2 separate regions of the Mus musculus genome follow, and region 2 is linked to region 1. The links are chromatin loops, found by intact Hi-C in ENCODE. Cell type or tissue: left cerebral cortex. All regions are shown on one strand.

Region 1 (8,000 bases):
AGTCTCCACCTGTTACAGGCTTACGTCTGGCATACCCGAGCCTCTAGCCTGAGCTCACCAGCACAGGGGTGCTGTCCTTCTCCCAGAGGCTCTTCCCCATAGAGTGCAGCCATTTTGGTTTCTTGCCCTTCCTGTACTTTTGACCCTCTGGCTATTGCACCTGGCTCCTTTCACTTTCCTCTCACCCCCCCCACACCCCCCCATGGCTCGGTCATCTCAGCTCTGTCTGTCTGTCTTGTCAGCTCTGACTCTCCCAGATGTCCCTGCCTCTGGCTATGCTTGCTCTACTTTTTATCTACAACAAACTTTCTCCTCCATCATACTCACGAACGATCATGTTCCTTCCTTCCTTCCTTCCTTCCTTCCTTCCTTCCTTCCTTCCTTCCTTCCTTCCTTTCTTTCTTTCTTTCTTCCTTCCTTCCTTCCTTTTTAAATTGAAAACCCTGTCTCAAAAAAACAAACAAATAAACAAACTGTTTATGTGTGAGGAGAGGCCAGCAGTAGACCTTGGAACTGGAATTGCAGGTGATTGTAGGTTGACACATGGTTGCTGGGAATCAAATCCAGGTTCCCTGGAAGAGCAGCTAGTGCTATTAATTGCTAAGTTAATTCCCCCAATCGCTAGACCTGGCTTCTCTCCCCCCCGCCCCCCTTCTCAAGACAGTGTTTCTCTGTGTATTTCTGGCTGTCCTAGAACTCTATCTGTAGACCAGGCTGGTCTTGAATTCGGAGCTCTGCCTGCCTTTTCCTCCAGAATGCTGAGAATAAAGGTGTGCACCACCACCACTGGCTTGTGTTTGTTTGTTTGGTTGGTTTGTTTTTGTTTTTCAAGACAGGGTTTCTCTGTATAGCTCTGGCTGTCCTGGAATTCACTCTGTAGACCAGGCTGGCCCCGAACTCAGAAATCTACCTGCCTCTGCCTCCCAAGTGCTGGGATTAAAGGTGTGCGCTACCACGACCGGCCACCACTGGCTTTTTATGTGGGTTTTTGGTATCGAACCCAGGTCCTCGTACTTATCCAGTAATCACTGTACTGACTAAGCTATTTCCCCAGTCTTCCTTCTTTTCTTCCTCCTCCTCCTCCTCCTCCTCCTCCTCCTCCTCCTCCTCCTCCTCCTCCTCCTTCTTTGAGACAGGGCTTCCCTGTGTACCCCTGGCTGTCCTGTAACTCACTCTGCAGACCAGGCTGGCCTTTAACCCACAGAGCTCAGCCTATCTCTGCCGTAGAGTTCCTTCACTAACAGGTTTTAGTTTTCCTTCACACTCTGTAATTTTATCACTTTTGTGGTCTTGTATGAGTCCTTAGCTATAAACTTTATGGTTGCTTCTGCTTAATGTTGGTGAGTCATTTTTTTTTCTTGCTACTTTTATCTTTCTGTCTTTGGCCCATAGCAATTCGATTATGTGTATGCAATGTAGTTCTGCCTGCATTCATCCTTTCTGGAGATTCGGTGCCTGGGTCTTTCTCGGAACAGAAACCTGGAGTCTCTTGAGGGAAGGACAACTCAGGCCACTACTAGGCCTGTTCTGACAGTGCTCTGAGGTGGCACTAATTTTGTATGACAGCTTTGCTGTCTCCATTTTATTGGCGAACAATTTTTTGCTCCATTTTCTTAGCAAAAAGTTCACTCTTTGATCCTTTAATACTTACCTTTGTGCTAGGTGTTTTGTGTACATCGTAAATGATTAACTATAACACATGCTGATTATGTATCACGGGTATTATCACTAATCACAGAAGCAAGGAATGTAGTAGCTTTGCATATCCTTCATTATTTGTTATGTATTTATGCATACTCTTCATCTCCCCCTCTTTTAAAAAGTACAAGCCGTTGGATGATGGTGTCACCATTTTAATGCTAGCTGTTCTAACCAGAATAACTCAGGACAGCCCAGGGAATGTCTCTGTCTTCAACTAGGATGCAGTCAAACTTCTCCAAGAAAGAATGAACTCCCGTTGGGAGAAGAAAGTACCTTCCTAGATTCCCCCCCCCCCCCCCCGCCCCCTCTTGAATATCGTTTTAGTTCTTCAGAATTTTTTTTTTTTTCCGAGACAGGGTTTCTCTGTATAGCCCTGGCTGTCCTGGAACTCATTCTGTAGACCAGGCTGGCCTGGAACTCAGAAATCGGCCTGCCTCTGCCTCCCAAGTGCTGGGATTAAAGGCGTGTGCCACCACGCCCGGCCAGAATATTCTTGTAATTGATAATTTTCATATCAAACTCTCTCCATTGAAATCATTGTGTGGTTTCAGGTCTCCTTTTTGGGTTGTGATACCATTGGGAAGGAGGAAAGACCAAATGAGAGACAAGGCTATAACCTGGTATGATGTAAGCCTGAGGCTTGGAATAGAGCAGCCAGGGAAGCCCTCAGTGGAGAAGGGGGAGGAGGAACGGAAAGGGGAAAGGGGAGGGAGAGGAGGAGGAGGAGGAGGAGGCAGCCGCAATGATTAAGTATCTATGAGACAAGTTAGCAAGCATAGCAATAAAGGGGGAGATGCCTGAAAAGATACAGAGGCCACTTGAGCAGCTGACCTGGGGCAGGAGGTTATCAGGACTTAAGTGAAATAATATAAGCAGATAAAGTGAGATCACATCACAAACAACTTTGTGGGCAGCACCAAGGATTCTTGCTTTCATCTTGGGTGAGACAGCAAGCCCCTGAGGTCAGAGATGTGATCTGACTTATTTTAATTGGATCCCTTTGAACACCGTGCTGAAGGGCCTGCAGCAAGTTGTCCAGGATAAAAGTAGGGGGCCAGTCTACACTGTTTACAGCCACAGGAGAGAAACTGGTCTTACAGGTTAGATACAGACAAGAAGAACAAGAGATTTGCTGATGAACTCAGTGTGGGTGTGAAAAGAGTAGGGCAAGGCCACAGGTTCAAGGCCAGTTTGCACAACTTATCAAAATCTTATGCCCTCAAAACAGACAAACAAAAGGTCTTTTAAGACAGGTCTAGCCGGGCGTGGTGGCGCACGCCTTTAATCCCAGCACTCGGGAGGCAGAGGCAGGCAGATTTCTGAGTTCGAGGCCAGCCTGGTCTACAAAGTGAGCTCCAGGACAGCCAGAGCTATAAAGAGAATCCCTGTCTTGAAAAACCAAAAAAAAAAAAAAACAAAAAACAAAAAACAAAAAACAAAAAACCAAAAAAAACAAAAAACCAAAAAAAAAAAAAACCCCCCCAAAAAAAAACAGGTCTCAATAGCCCAGGCTGCCCTTGAACTCAGTAAGTGGCCAAAGCTAATCTTAAACTACCGATTCTCCTGCCTCAATCTCCCAAATGTTGGGACTAAATGCCCAGCTCAAAATTAAGAAAAAAGAAAGAAAGAAAGAAAGGCTGGCGAGATGGGTCAGCGGGTAAGAGCACTGACTGCTCTTGCAAAGGTCCTGAGTTCAAATCCCAGCAACCACATGGTGGCTCACAACCTCCTGTAAGGAGATCTGACACCCTCTTCTGGTGCATCTGAAGCCAGCTACATATAATAATAAATAAATCTTTTAAAAAAAAGAAAGAAAGAAAAAAAAGTGTGTGTGTGTGTGGGGGGGAGCTAAAGGATGGAGATTCAGTTCATCGGTTCTGTTTCCTCAGTTTATATGTCAGACCAGTACCCACAAAAAATGGTGGTGTGTGTGTGTGTGTGTGTGTGTGTGTGTGTGTGTGTGTGTCTGGGAAGAGGGTGCTCAGAGCTGCTTCTGATACGTGAACTCTGGCCTGGACTTAAAAATAGTGTAAAGGTCAGGGCCAGGCTTGCACCTGCTCGCTGTTGCGGTAATGGGACTAGTGGGTCATCCCCTGTGTTTGGTATCTCCGCACAAGCCCCAGTTCTGCAGCACATTCGGCTTCTGTATTCAGGGTATCACTTCAGTCAGGATGGCCTGGGAAAAGCTGTGCTGCAAGAGACCACACCGCGAACCCAGGCGCCTCCAATTTTGCTTTCCAAACCGGGGAAGAAAACAAAACAAAAAAAATCGATTTCCTTTCCTCCAACAGTGTCTCTTTGGCGCCCTCTGCTGAGAAAAGGGGGAAACACAGCAGCACCACTTCAAAGAAAAAAAAAATCTTGGAAGGGCCCAGAAATGTCTCCCCCTTAGACATTTTTACACTCTGTAGTCCTAGCTGACCCGGAACTCGCTGAGTAGAGTAGAGTAGGCGAGTCTCGAACTGGCAGAGATCCCCCCTGCCTCTGGTATTAAAGATGTGCGCCAGTATGTTTTGCTTGCCTGAAACTCCTCCTGCTTTGGTCTCCCAAGTGCAACCACCCACGCCGGCTTATACTTTCGCACAGCGGTAGTGAACTTGCCACTGAGAGTGAGTGAGTTCATAGCTAGCATGTGTTGACACATTCCTTACATGTTTCTTTTTTTTTTTTTTTGATATTTTCCCATGGCTCACACTGCCACCGGAAATCAGTCTCATTTTAGAGATTAATTTAATTTGAACTCATTTCAACCCATGTTAGATGGCCACGTATGTGACGTACACAAGCCCTGGACAACAAGGATCGGTATCCAAGAAAAGAAAAAAAAAAAACAAAACAAAACGAAACTAAACAACAAAACAAAACAAAACAAAACGGCTTTGATCTCAACACAGAGGCAGAGGCAGAGAGACAGGAGAATCTCTTGTGAGTTCGAGGCCAGCCTGGTGTACAAAGCAAGTCCGGGACAGCCAGGGCTCTGTTACACTGAGAAACCCTATCTCGAAAAACCAAAAAAAAAAAAAAAAAAAAAAAAAAAGGTAAAAAGGGCTAGCTCAGCGGTTAAGAGCACTGACTGCTCTTCCAAAGGTCCTGAGTTCAAATCCCAGCCACCACATGATGGCTCACAGCCATCCGCAGTGAAATCTGATGCCCTCTTCTGGTGCATCTGAAGACAGCTACAGTGTACTTACATTAAATAAATAAATAAATAAGGAAAAAAAAAACCAAAAAAACAAACAAACCAAGTAGATCAGCGGACAGTCCAGTTCAGAAACAGGACGTAGCGGAGACGAGCGCGCGCACCGCTCTGGGGACTTGAAGGTGCCCAGAGGATTTATTTAGCACAGCCAGCTCGATCACGGGGACGCCTCAGGACGTTCCCCCAGCGCGACTCCACCAGACAGACCCTGGACCGCGGCCGCCACTCTGTGCCTCCTCCGGTGGCCCCGCCCCCGGGGCGCGCCCCCGCCCCTCCCCCGTCCGCGCGCTCGCCCGCCGGCCCGCTCGCTCGCTCGCGCGCGCCCCCGCCGCCGCCGCCGCCATTTTGGAGCGATCTCGCCCGCGGCCCCGAGCCGGTCCCGAGCGGGTCCCGAGCCTCCCGCCGGCTGCGCCCGAGTCCGAAGGCGCCGCGCCGCGGGGTCGGGCCCATGTGCGTGCGGCCCGCTCCAGGCCGTCCGCACTTCACCTCTGCGAGCGTCCTGGCCTCGCTTGGGCCTCCCTCGGAGGAGGAGTCGCTGCGACCCCCAGCCTGCTGGGCAGGTGAGTGCGGCCGCGCGCCCACCGCTTCCTGCGGCCCGGGGACAGGAGGGACACCCCCACCCCCCACCGCCTTCGGGCCGTCAGCGTCCTGCTGTCACTCAGCTTGTGCGGTCAGCGCCCTGTCAGTAGAGCAGCGCCTTTGTCACCCTGCGCTTCGTCAGGGGGTCAGCGCCTCCATCAGTCTGCTTCCCGGTCAGCCAGCACTCTCCACTGCCGTCATTCATTCATCCATCCATCCATCCATCCATCCATCCCTTCCCTTCCCTCAGCGCTCACCCTTCTTGACAGTCAACATCCCTTTTAGCTACTATCCCAGCTCCTGGCCTGTCAGTGGTCAGTTTTTCCCCACTCTCAGAATTAGTCTCAGCCTCTTAGTGGCCGCCTGGTTCTCTCCCTCCCAGTTGTCCACCTCTGCTCCTATCAAGGTCCCTCACCTCTGTCGGTGGCTGTAGAGGTGGGGCGGACCTTGGATACAGGGCCTGGGGAGTTGTCAGTGTTCCCTATCTCATCTTTGGGTTTTTTTTTTTTTTCCACCCTCCTCATCAGGGGCCCCGCTGGTGGTGACCTTTCCACCTATCAAGCGTTCCCTCCCCGCTCGCTCATCTCCTCCTACCAGTGCCCACTGCCAAGCGCTCGCTTTGTTATTGTCCTTTATTTCCATCCCATTCCTCTTCCGGGTCGTTCCCCAGTTGTCATCATCACCCACTGTCTTTCTCCCACTCCCCCCCCCCCCCCATCATCTTTTGCTTCTCCCATGCGCCTCTTCTTTCTGGAACTTCTTCACCTGCTACTTTGTATCCTCACAGCTGACTACTCACTTAGTGAAGGCTGTTTCCAATCTATTACGGAGCTCTTGCTGTTCGCTATCAGCTCTCAGTCCAGTCACTTTCCCCAATTCTCGCTTTCTGCTGTAGCCCCTCCCCGCAATTTGTCACCATCCTCAACCATGTCCCTAGGCCTTATTCCAGACAGGTTTTCAGGTTTTCACTGACACCTTCATCTGTGTCCTACCTGACAATGCTGCTTGCTGGCTTCTTACCATCTCATTCCATTCCCTATCCCCCCCCCCCCCTTTCCGGGACTGTTTTACTGTGTAGCCATAGATGTCCTGGAACTCTGGCCTTAAACTCCATAGAGATCCGCCTGCCTCTGCCTCCCTAGTGCTGGTATCAAAGGCGAGGGCTACTGTCACCCAGCTTCAGTCCTCATTCTTATCTCTTCACGCCTCTCTCCCTTTCTGTTTTTCTGAGACAGGGTCTTGCTATGGAGTCTTGGCTATCTATGTAGAGCAAGCTGGACTGAAACTCAGAGATTTGCCTACCTTTGCCTGGGATTAAAAGTTTTCCCAACCAAGTCTGATGTGTTCATCTCTTGATGTTCTTATGTTCTGGGTCAGCCCTTTGACCTCTCTGGTTCTCATGTGAGCTAAATAAGCTCTTGGAGGCAAAAAAGAGGCTATCGCCGGGCAGTGGTGGCGCACGCCTTTAATCCCAGCACTTGGGAGGCAGAGGCAGGCGGATTTCTGAGTTCGAGGCCAGCCTGGTCTACAAAGTGAGTTCCAGGACAGCCAGAGCTATACAGAGAAACCCTGTCTCGAAAAACAAACAAACAAACAAACAAAAAAAAAAAAAAAAAAAAAAAAAGAGGCTATCTTTTGTTTGTTTTTTTTCTAGACAGGGTTTCTTTGCGTAGTCCTGGCTGTCCTAGAACTAGCTCTGTAGACCTAGACCAGGCTGGCCTCAGACTCACAGAGATCCACCTGGCCTCTGCCTCCCAACTGATGGGATTAAAGTATGCTACCATTGCCCAGTAAGAAATTAGCTTTAAGGAGGAGGGTGGGAGAGCAGGCCAGAGCCTTTCAACACGGACATCGGGAGGAGATGGAAAGGGCCCAGATCTCTTGCAGGAACTAGATAATATTGGTGTGTCTAGGTTGGCTGAGAATGTTTGTCTTCTAGTCAGCCTTACAGCTTGAGGGGGGTGGGGGGTGAGGGGGGTGGTTCTAGGCTGGAGATTGAGTTGTGGGGCATTATGACTATCTGGATAGGAGGGGGTGTTGTGGTTCAAACCTCAGTAGTTAATTTAGGGAGGTATTTTGGAGGAAAAGCTGTTGAAGCTTCTTAGAGCCGTAAGTAACAATTGAAGAGGGGTATGAGAGAGTGAGAGAGCTCAGAGAGAGTCCCAGACTTCTCGGTAGAAGTGAAATGGCTGGGTAGTAGCATCGTCTAATTAAATGGAGAAGCTGGGTTGAGGCAGTGATAGATATGAGGGAATGGTTACATGTTAGAGAGAGCAAGCAAGGTTTTCCTTCGGCTGAGACTAGTGGGAAACTTCTAAGAAGCCCAGGGGCCATTAGGGAGAATGTATCTAACCGACAGATGTGAAACAGGAGAGGTTAGGCTGAACATACAATTTTGAGCAGGGAGATAATATTTAAAGCGTTGGGAATAGCTCTTTACTTAGTGCACATGATAAATGTGCTGAGTATTTCTTGTGTGCCATTGCATTTAGTATTGATTGATTCATTTATTTATTTGGAG
Region 2 (8,000 bases), 60 kb before region 1:
CACCACCCCATCTCCGACTAAGCTCCCCAGACTACCACCGCGCCTGCCCAGGACGCTCACACTTCGCTGAAATCCTCGATGGATGTGGCCGGCGTGAAGACGTCCAAAAGTCCTATGACCTGGTCAGGGAACCGAGGCAGGATCACAGCTTAGCCTTAGGCAACGTCCCGTTGGTCTGGACCCCACCCACATGGGACTGTACCTCCAGAGGCTCCGCCCCTATAGTGTAGGTCCCGCCCCCCAGGCAGGATGCGTCCCTTGTTCAGTCCCAACATCACCGGTCGGTCCCCCCTCTCACGTTCTCGTGCTTCAGGTGCTTGAGTAGGCGCAGCTCACGGTATGTCCTCCTCGCGTGGATCAGCGATTGGAAAGGGCGAGACAGCTTCTTTACAGCCACCTTCTGGCGCAGCCGCGCGTCGTAGGCCGAGCTGCAAGGTGGGCGAATGAGGAGAGCAAGCGCCTGGCCTGAATCCACCCGACGCTGGGTGCGGGAGTGAGCCTCTGTTGCTAGCTCTAAAACCTAGGAAGCCTGTCCCCGCCTGCTCGCCCCGCGCTGCCTCCACGCCGACCCTCCTGATCCTCCCTTAGGAGACCCCTTTGAGTGGACAAAGCGTTCTCTGGCAGAGAACCGGTGATTCTAGCCCAAACCTGAGCGCCCCCCCCCCCCCCACACACACACACAACAAGGCCACGGCATGGAAAATACCACGACTGTACCCACAGGCGCTCCCACAGCAAGCAGCCCTCCTCCTTCCTCACGGATGCCGTGGGAGGCTTACCTACAAAGCCCTGGACGCCCCACCCCCACGCCTCCGCACATCAGATTGCGGAAGCAAGATTATCCGGAGGTGTTTATTGCTTCCTGATTTGTAATTGAAGCCGAGTGTGGTGTTCATGCCTGTAATCCCAGCTCTTGGAGAGAGGGAGAGGCGAGAGAATCGAGATTGAGTTCAAAACCAGCCGGAAAACCTAGTGAGACATTGTCTCACAAGAAACCAAACCAAAACAAACAAAAAAATACACACACACACACACACACACACAATTTATAACTCAGCAAATGGATAGTAGGAAATGTTTAACCCCAGTGTGAAGATGTCTCTGACACACTTCCACTCCCCCAGAAACTGGACCCGCCACCTCTGCACCTCTTTACCCTTCTATCCTTCACCTGGAGAGCCTCGAAAGAGCAAATGAGAGCACGCTTTCTTTGTGGGCGGGGCCTAGGCCACGTGGACTGAGCGGTGGTCCTAAGGCTTTTCACCAGGTTCTGATCCCTCTGCCTCAAGACCCGGAGCAGCTGCGAAGCCACTGAAGGAGCCCTGGCTACAGTACCTTTACACAGCCTGCTCCCCTGGTGATTCCTGTTCCTTCTCTCCCTCGATTCTCTTCGTCTCAGGATGCACCCTTCCCTTGCAGTGGTGAATGGAGACAGGGTACCACCCATTCCCACCAGGTGAGGGAAGATGGGGAAGGGGCATGGTGGTTTGGGATGCTCACGGAACTAGAGAGTTGTAGAAGAAAGGTGGCTTTCCTATGATAAGCAGAATGTCTAAGTAACTTCTGGGGTGGAGGTGGGTGGGGAGTGGCCACTAGAACAGCAGGATCCTCTTACTTGACTGCCTCTGTACAATCAAGTTACAAGAAGTTGGCATCCCATGGCCTGCCTCAGCAGGGTGACTGAACAAACCCAGGGTCACGGATCAGCGGAGACAGACCTAGGTCTCCCTTGGGAAATCTGGCTTTTCCCTGGTAACTCCTAGATGGTCCAGCCCCGAGACAACTCCATCTGAGTCAATGTCCAAGTCCCCTGCAAAGTATCTGCTTCACCTTCCTCCCTGCCCCCTCCAAGTCCTCCCTGGCTCTCCTTCCCTCTAATTTATTGTATTATTTTTTTAAAATGTATTTTCGTGTAACCTTATCCTCCTCCACTTGCTGAGTCCCTGAACATCCCAGACACAACATGTCCCATCATCTCTTCCTCTGTCCGACTCCTTGGGTATGTATGGGTGATGGAGTGGGTGTATCCTGTCTCTACTCACTGTGGAGGGCTGGGGTACAGCCTGAGAAGCAAGAATAAGGAGCGAGTGTCGGCAGAACAAGCCTACCCATCTCAGTGGTGGGTTTACAGGCTGCAGACATGGGGCGAGATCCCATGACCAACTCACTCTGGGCCCTGTAAAGCAGGACTGTTTGCCTCTATAGGGTTGCAGTAGCAGTACCGAGGCTTCGGATGACAGCACCGGATCCAAGATGTGAGACTCAGCCCCCATTCCCGGTGTGGGGCACATACCAGTGTCCACACCCTTGATCAGCCCGTCAACAAGGGCTATCTACAGCCGTTCTCCAATCCCAGGTGCCTGGATGCTGCCCACGATCGAGACTGCAATCTCTGGTCTCCAAGCCCTACCTATATTCTGAGATCCTTTGTTGGGTAAACTGGGGTAGGGTGTAGACAAGAGAGTAGGTGTCCGCTTAGGCTCAAGCCGCTGAGCTTCTAGGAATCTGGAGGCGCGGGTATGATCCACAGGAAAATTTTGGTGTCTTCCAAATTAGAAAGGTCTCCTCACCCCGCTGGGGGTCCCCTTTTCAAATACTTAGTCTGAGGGGAACGTTAGACCCTGCAGCTACTTAGACCTTGCCCGAAATAACCCGGATGGCTGACTGTTCCATTTAGCGGCCCCAGAGACTTGCTCTCCCGCCAGCTGTGACGCCGCAATATTCAGTCTTTTGGGGAAAAACTAGGAAAGGGATCGGAGATGGGGGGGGGGGAGAGGGCATTAGAAGACCCCCCCTACCTGCCAGCGAGTGGAATCTAGTAGGAAAGTTTCCTCCGTGTCCCCTCCCCCCCATTCATTCATCGGAAGCGTGCAGACCGGGGGCGGAGGCAGGGCGAGGCCCCTCCCCACGCCGGGAACCCCACGTCGCGCTGGAGGGTCGCACACGCTTTCCCGCCCAGCTCCCACCAGGTCCTTGCCGGCCCCTACCAGACTGAGCCGTAGGCGCCGGAGCCCACCGGGCGTAGGCCCTGCAGCCGCTGCGGCACCTCCCATACTGTTTTGTTCAGCTCTTGCCGGTAGAATCCCGCGCGCGGACCCGACATATCCACAGAAGCAGCTGGAGCGAGCGCCCCGGATCCCCGCGCGCAGCACCCGGCCCGCGCCCCACGCCCAGCACCGCTGAGCAAAGCGGGGTGGGGGCTGGGGGGCGGCGGCGCAGCAGGGCGGGACGGCGGGGCGGGGCCGAGGCCCGGCGGATTTCCCCAGCCTGGAGACCGGAGGGCGGGGAAACGGGGGTGGGGTGGGGTGGGTGGAGGTTGAGGGTTCCCGGAGACAGACGCACAGCTTCCTGCCCCTCGGAGACCGTGACAAAGGAAAAAGCCTGCTTCCCTCCCATGGGGGTGACGATGAAACTTCTTGCTTGTACTCCTCCACCTTCATCTTCTGCATATTACCTACCCCCTCTGCCCTTCCCCGGGTCCCAGGCCAGTCCCCTTCCTCAGAAATGAAGGGAAATTGTCAAAAGTGAGCTTGAGCACGTGGTGATAATACTTTCAGAACAACAACAAAAAACATTAGTGGTGGGGGGAGGGGGAAGTAAAGGCTCTAGGTTAAAAAACCAGCGCCACGGCGCCAACTCAGGGCACCACTGAGGAAGGCGCCTTGTGGCCAGGGTGAGGAGGACGCCCCCGTTTGGCGTTAATGGTTCACCTCCTAGTAGACTTACTAGGTCTTAGTAAGTGACGGAGCCTTCAGGAGACAAGACGACATCTACTCCCCATGTTGCCCTAACCTCGACCCAGAAGCTCCTGGAAGAGGTAAGCTCCCGGCGGGCAGTCAGGACCAGGGACAGCGCAGCACCATGATTGGGGCCACAAGTATGGTCCCCACATGGGCCTCTTTTTAGTACTGGGTATTTTTCCTCCTTATGAAGCCCTCTCTTCACTGACACTCGGGAAACGCCCCCAGCCTTGACTTTCTCCAGCCACTAGCACAAGGCGACCCAGGAGGTCTACCAACCCTGGCAGGCATAGTTCAGTTTGTCACCAAGCCTAGAAATCTCCCTTTTCCTGGTGTCCAGGGTGGATGCTTTCATGTCCAGTAAGGCCTCACCCATGCCACTTTAGGCCAGTGGTTCTCAACCTGTGGGTCACGACCTCTTTTTTTTAACAGGTGTCACCTAAGACCATCAGAAAACACAGATATTTACAATTCATAACAGTAACAACATTAGTTACAAAGTAACAACAAAATAATTTTATGGCTGGAGGTCACCACAACATAAGGAACTGTATTAAAGGGTTGCAGCATTGGAGAGTTGAGAACCACTGCCCTAGGCCCTACTTTTATTCACACTTGAAAGTAAACATGGAGCAGAGTGTGGTGGTGCACGTCTTTAATCCCAGCACCAGGAGAGAGATGCTGGAGTACCTGGCCAGCCTGATCTACATCCTGAGTTCCAGGGCAGCCTGAGCTAAATCGAGATTCTGTCTCTAAGCTGATTCCTTTCCCCCATTCCTCCTCCCAATAAATTGATTATGGGTTGAGTGTCGTGGCTTCCATCTGTAATTCGAATGCTTAGGAAGCTAAATCTGGAAGATCACAGCAAGTTCAAGGCTTACCTGGGCTATAGAGTAAATCTGAAGCCATCTGAGCTACAGAGTGAGACCCTGCCTCAAGGCGGAAGGAAGGAAGGAAGGAAAGGAAAGGAAGGCAGGCAGGCAGGCAGGCCAGCCAGATGTGGTGGCACGGGTCTTTAATCCTAGCTAAAGCAGAAGCAGGAGGATCTATCTCTATGCCTTATGAAGCTAACAGGTGAGATATGGCTTCTGACTCCCCCCTTTTTGTTTTGTTTTTGTTTTTGTTTTTTAAATAACTTTGAGCAAAACTCAAATAGTTAACTATTTGGGAATTACATGCATAATCAAACATGAATTTCTAAATTGTCTCTTATTTATTTATTTATTTATTTATTTATTTATATCATATGTGCTCTGCTGTTTTGCCTGTGTGTATGTCTGTGTGAGGGTATCAGATCCCCTGATATGATGAGCTACAGTTATGAGCTGTCATGTGGGTGCTGAGACTTGAACCCAAGTCCTTTGGAAGAACAGCCAGTACTCTTAGCTGCTATTTGCAGCCCCAACCTGAATCAATCTCTCTCTCTCTTTCTCTCATTCTCTTTCTCTCTCTCTCTCTCGTTTTTTTTTTTCGAGACCGGATTTCTTTGTATAGCCCCAACTGTCCTGGAACTCACTCTGTAGACCAGGCTGGCCTTGAATTCAGAAATCTGCCTGCCTCCGCCTCCCAAGTGCTGGGATTAAAGGCATGTGCCACCCTTGCCCTGCCCTGAACCCCACTTTAATGAGAAATCTGAGTTTTAAATAATGTAGGGCTGGGATGTAGTTCAGTAGTATGTAACTGCCTAATAGAGTGAGGCCCTGGGTTGAACCATCAGCCTATCAAAATCTTAATAATAATAGTAATAATAATAATAAATAGAAGTATAATGCAATGCAAAATATAACTAAAAAATAGTCAACCAAGTTGGACGGTGGTGGTACACGCCTTTAATCCCAGCACTGGGGAAACAGAGGCAGGCAGATCTCTTAAGTTCGAGGTCAGCATGATCTACCGAATGAGTTTCAGGACAGCCAGGGCTACACAGAGAAACCCTGACTTGAAGAAACAAACAAACAAACGACGGAAAAAAAAATATCGCCAAACTAGAACAAGCCAGTGAAGCCGTAGGCCACTAGAAGCATCTAAGGGAATCCTGACATATAATCAGGCACATACAGGTAGCCAAGGAAATAGGTCTAAGCCTCAGTCAGTCTCTCGCCCCTCTCACAAGACTTTTCCCAAGCCCCAGGCCATCCTTGGCACCATTTTCCTCTGTGGAAGCCAGTATCAATCCTGGATGGAGCCTAACAGGAGAACCTGAGGGTGGCCCAGCCCCCACTGCTCAGGGCAGTAAAGCCCAGAAGCCACCTTTCTCAAGGGTGGGCTGAGGTTTTGTGCAAAGCTAATGGACCTTCAGCTGAAGGCAGAGGAGGAGGGGGGAGCTGAGCCTGGGTGGTGGTGGGGGGTTGGGAACCTTGCCTGCACAGTGGCCAGGGGGGAGGGTAGTGGCCTTTGTCTGTACAGCAGCAGGGCAGGGCCAGTCAGTTACCAGGGCAACCTGCCTTGTCTCCTCCACATTCCCAAGGATGCCCAGTTTGGCTCAACTGGCAAGTGAGGCAGGGGGCTGGATAAAGGAAATAGTTACCTACCCAGGAGAGTCTCAGGCCAGTTCTCCTGACTGCTGCTCCCTAAATCCAGGGTTCAGAGCTAACTACTGTTAGCCAAGGCCTGGCCAGGCTTAGCTCTCTCTCTCTCTCTCTCTCTCTCTCTCTCTCTCTCTCTCTCTCTCTCTCTCTCTCTCTCTCTCTCTCTCTCTCTCTCTCTTCCTCAGCAAGCTGACCACCCCCTCCCCTTGGTGAACCTATCCACAGGTACCATGCCTTCTGAGGAGTGTGTGGGATCAAACAGTACAGGGAGTGGCCACCTGAGTTTAAGTTGGTCATGAGTGTTAGCAGTCCCCTTAAAGGATACCAGAAGGTTGCAACAGAGGGCAGGTGTGTGTGTGTGTGTGTGTTTGTCCACGCGTGTGTATGCACACTCGTGAGTGCACATGTGCATACACTGCAAAAACTCAAACGCATGCTGCATAAACGTCCCATTCAAGGCCGTGCCTCCTTTCTCTGTTACTCCAAATATCAGCCACAACTTCTATTGCCTCCTACAGTCAAGGCCCCTTTTCTTTTCTTTTTTTTTTTTAAAGATTTATTTATTTATTATATGTAAGTACACTGTAGCTGTCTTCAGACACTCCAGAAGAGGGCATCAGATCTTGTTACAGATGGTTGTGAGCCACCATGTGGTTGCTGGGATTTGAACTCCGGACCTTCGGAAGAGCAGTCAGGTGCTCTTACCCACTGAGCCATCTCACCAGCCCAAGGCCCCTTTCATTTAGCACCCGTGACAGTCCCCCAGTGGTTAGCTTGCCCACTCAGATCCCAGATTCCTCCAGTGGCCAGAATGGACTTTGTAAAAGATAAATCTGGAAAGAACTGACTTAGGGACAAGTAGTAGAGGGTACCACAGTTTCTTCCCATCTTCCTCTTGTCTCTAGTAGAGTGGGGGGGAAATGACATATAGGAAGGATATATAGCAAGCCCATCATCCCTGGGTTTGTTGATGAGCCTACTTCAACTCAAGGCTGGCCTATCCCATCTCTAAGCACTGCAACATAGAGGTCTTTTTGTTTACATTTAGTTTTTACCCCTTGATGGTTCCCAGTGCAGGGCAAACCCCGAATCTCTGCACACACTTGTTTACCCTTGAAGGAACATGAGGAGGAAAGATGGATACCTCACGTGGAACCTGTTGGGACCCTCAAGCTTAGCCATATGCTTCTATCCATCGAGAAGATGGTCCATTCTGGAAACCAGGCCTCAAGGTTCCCAGCTCTTTTATCTAAGACTTAGTGGCACTTTGTTCAGAATTCCTGGCCAGCCAGATCTCTAGGACAGAGCCTTGTGTGGGATTGCAGTAGCGGGGCCCATGTTGGGGGATGTTGGCTGTGGACCTTGCATCCCTCCTTGGGAAAGACAGCTGCAGAGGAAGCTCATAATAAATCAAGACTCTACACCACCCCCAACCCTCGCCACAGCAGGATTTCCCCAGACATAGGATGTACCAATGCATTCTGGGAATAGCTTAGAAGGACAGGATCCAGAGACAGCATTTGGATCCAGCCGAAGTCACACTGGATCACTTTACTTCCTGTGGTGGAAGACTGCTTTGAGTACCTGGAGAACATGGGAGGCCCAGCAGGGTAGACTCATTCATCCCGCTTGATGCTGGAGGCTCTGCCTAGTACAATGCCCCCTGCAGAAGTGCTTTCAGAGCTGGGTGTGGTGGTACACACCTTTAATTCCCAGAGACAGAGGCAGGCAG

What was found. Peaks named below come from ENCODE experiments on the same cell type or tissue, not always from the same donor. Only the 100,000 strongest peaks of a DNase experiment are listed, where the experiment ranks them.
Region 2: it touches region 1 in a loop (2.4-fold over the local background); 10 of 42 quality-filtered maps call a loop at or near these places.

Annotation. Positions count from the first base shown.
Region 1 is chr15:89,206,320-89,214,319 of GRCm38, forward strand. Ppp6r2 (protein phosphatase 6, regulatory subunit 2) reads left to right here and starts at 5,240. Exons shown (of 25, transcript NM_026813.2): 1 at 5,240-5,460. In left cerebral cortex, CTCF peaks have their summits at 4,028 (motif pointing left) and 4,848 (motif pointing left); DNase peaks (open chromatin) are centred at 4,057, 4,215, 5,033, 5,651 and 1 more place; H3K4me3 peaks cover 2,866 bases; H3K27ac peaks cover 2,109 bases.
Region 2 is chr15:89,146,411-89,154,410 of GRCm38, forward strand. Mapk11 (mitogen-activated protein kinase 11) reads right to left here and starts at 3,196. Exons shown (of 12, transcript NM_011161.5): 1 at 2,988-3,196; 2 at 299-428; 3 at 61-119. The coding sequence starts at 3,103. In left cerebral cortex, CTCF peaks have their summits at 3,712, 6,796 and 6,997; DNase peaks (open chromatin) are centred at 379, 787, 1,250, 1,673 and 6 more places; H3K4me3 peaks cover 3,786 bases; H3K27ac peaks cover 3,566 bases.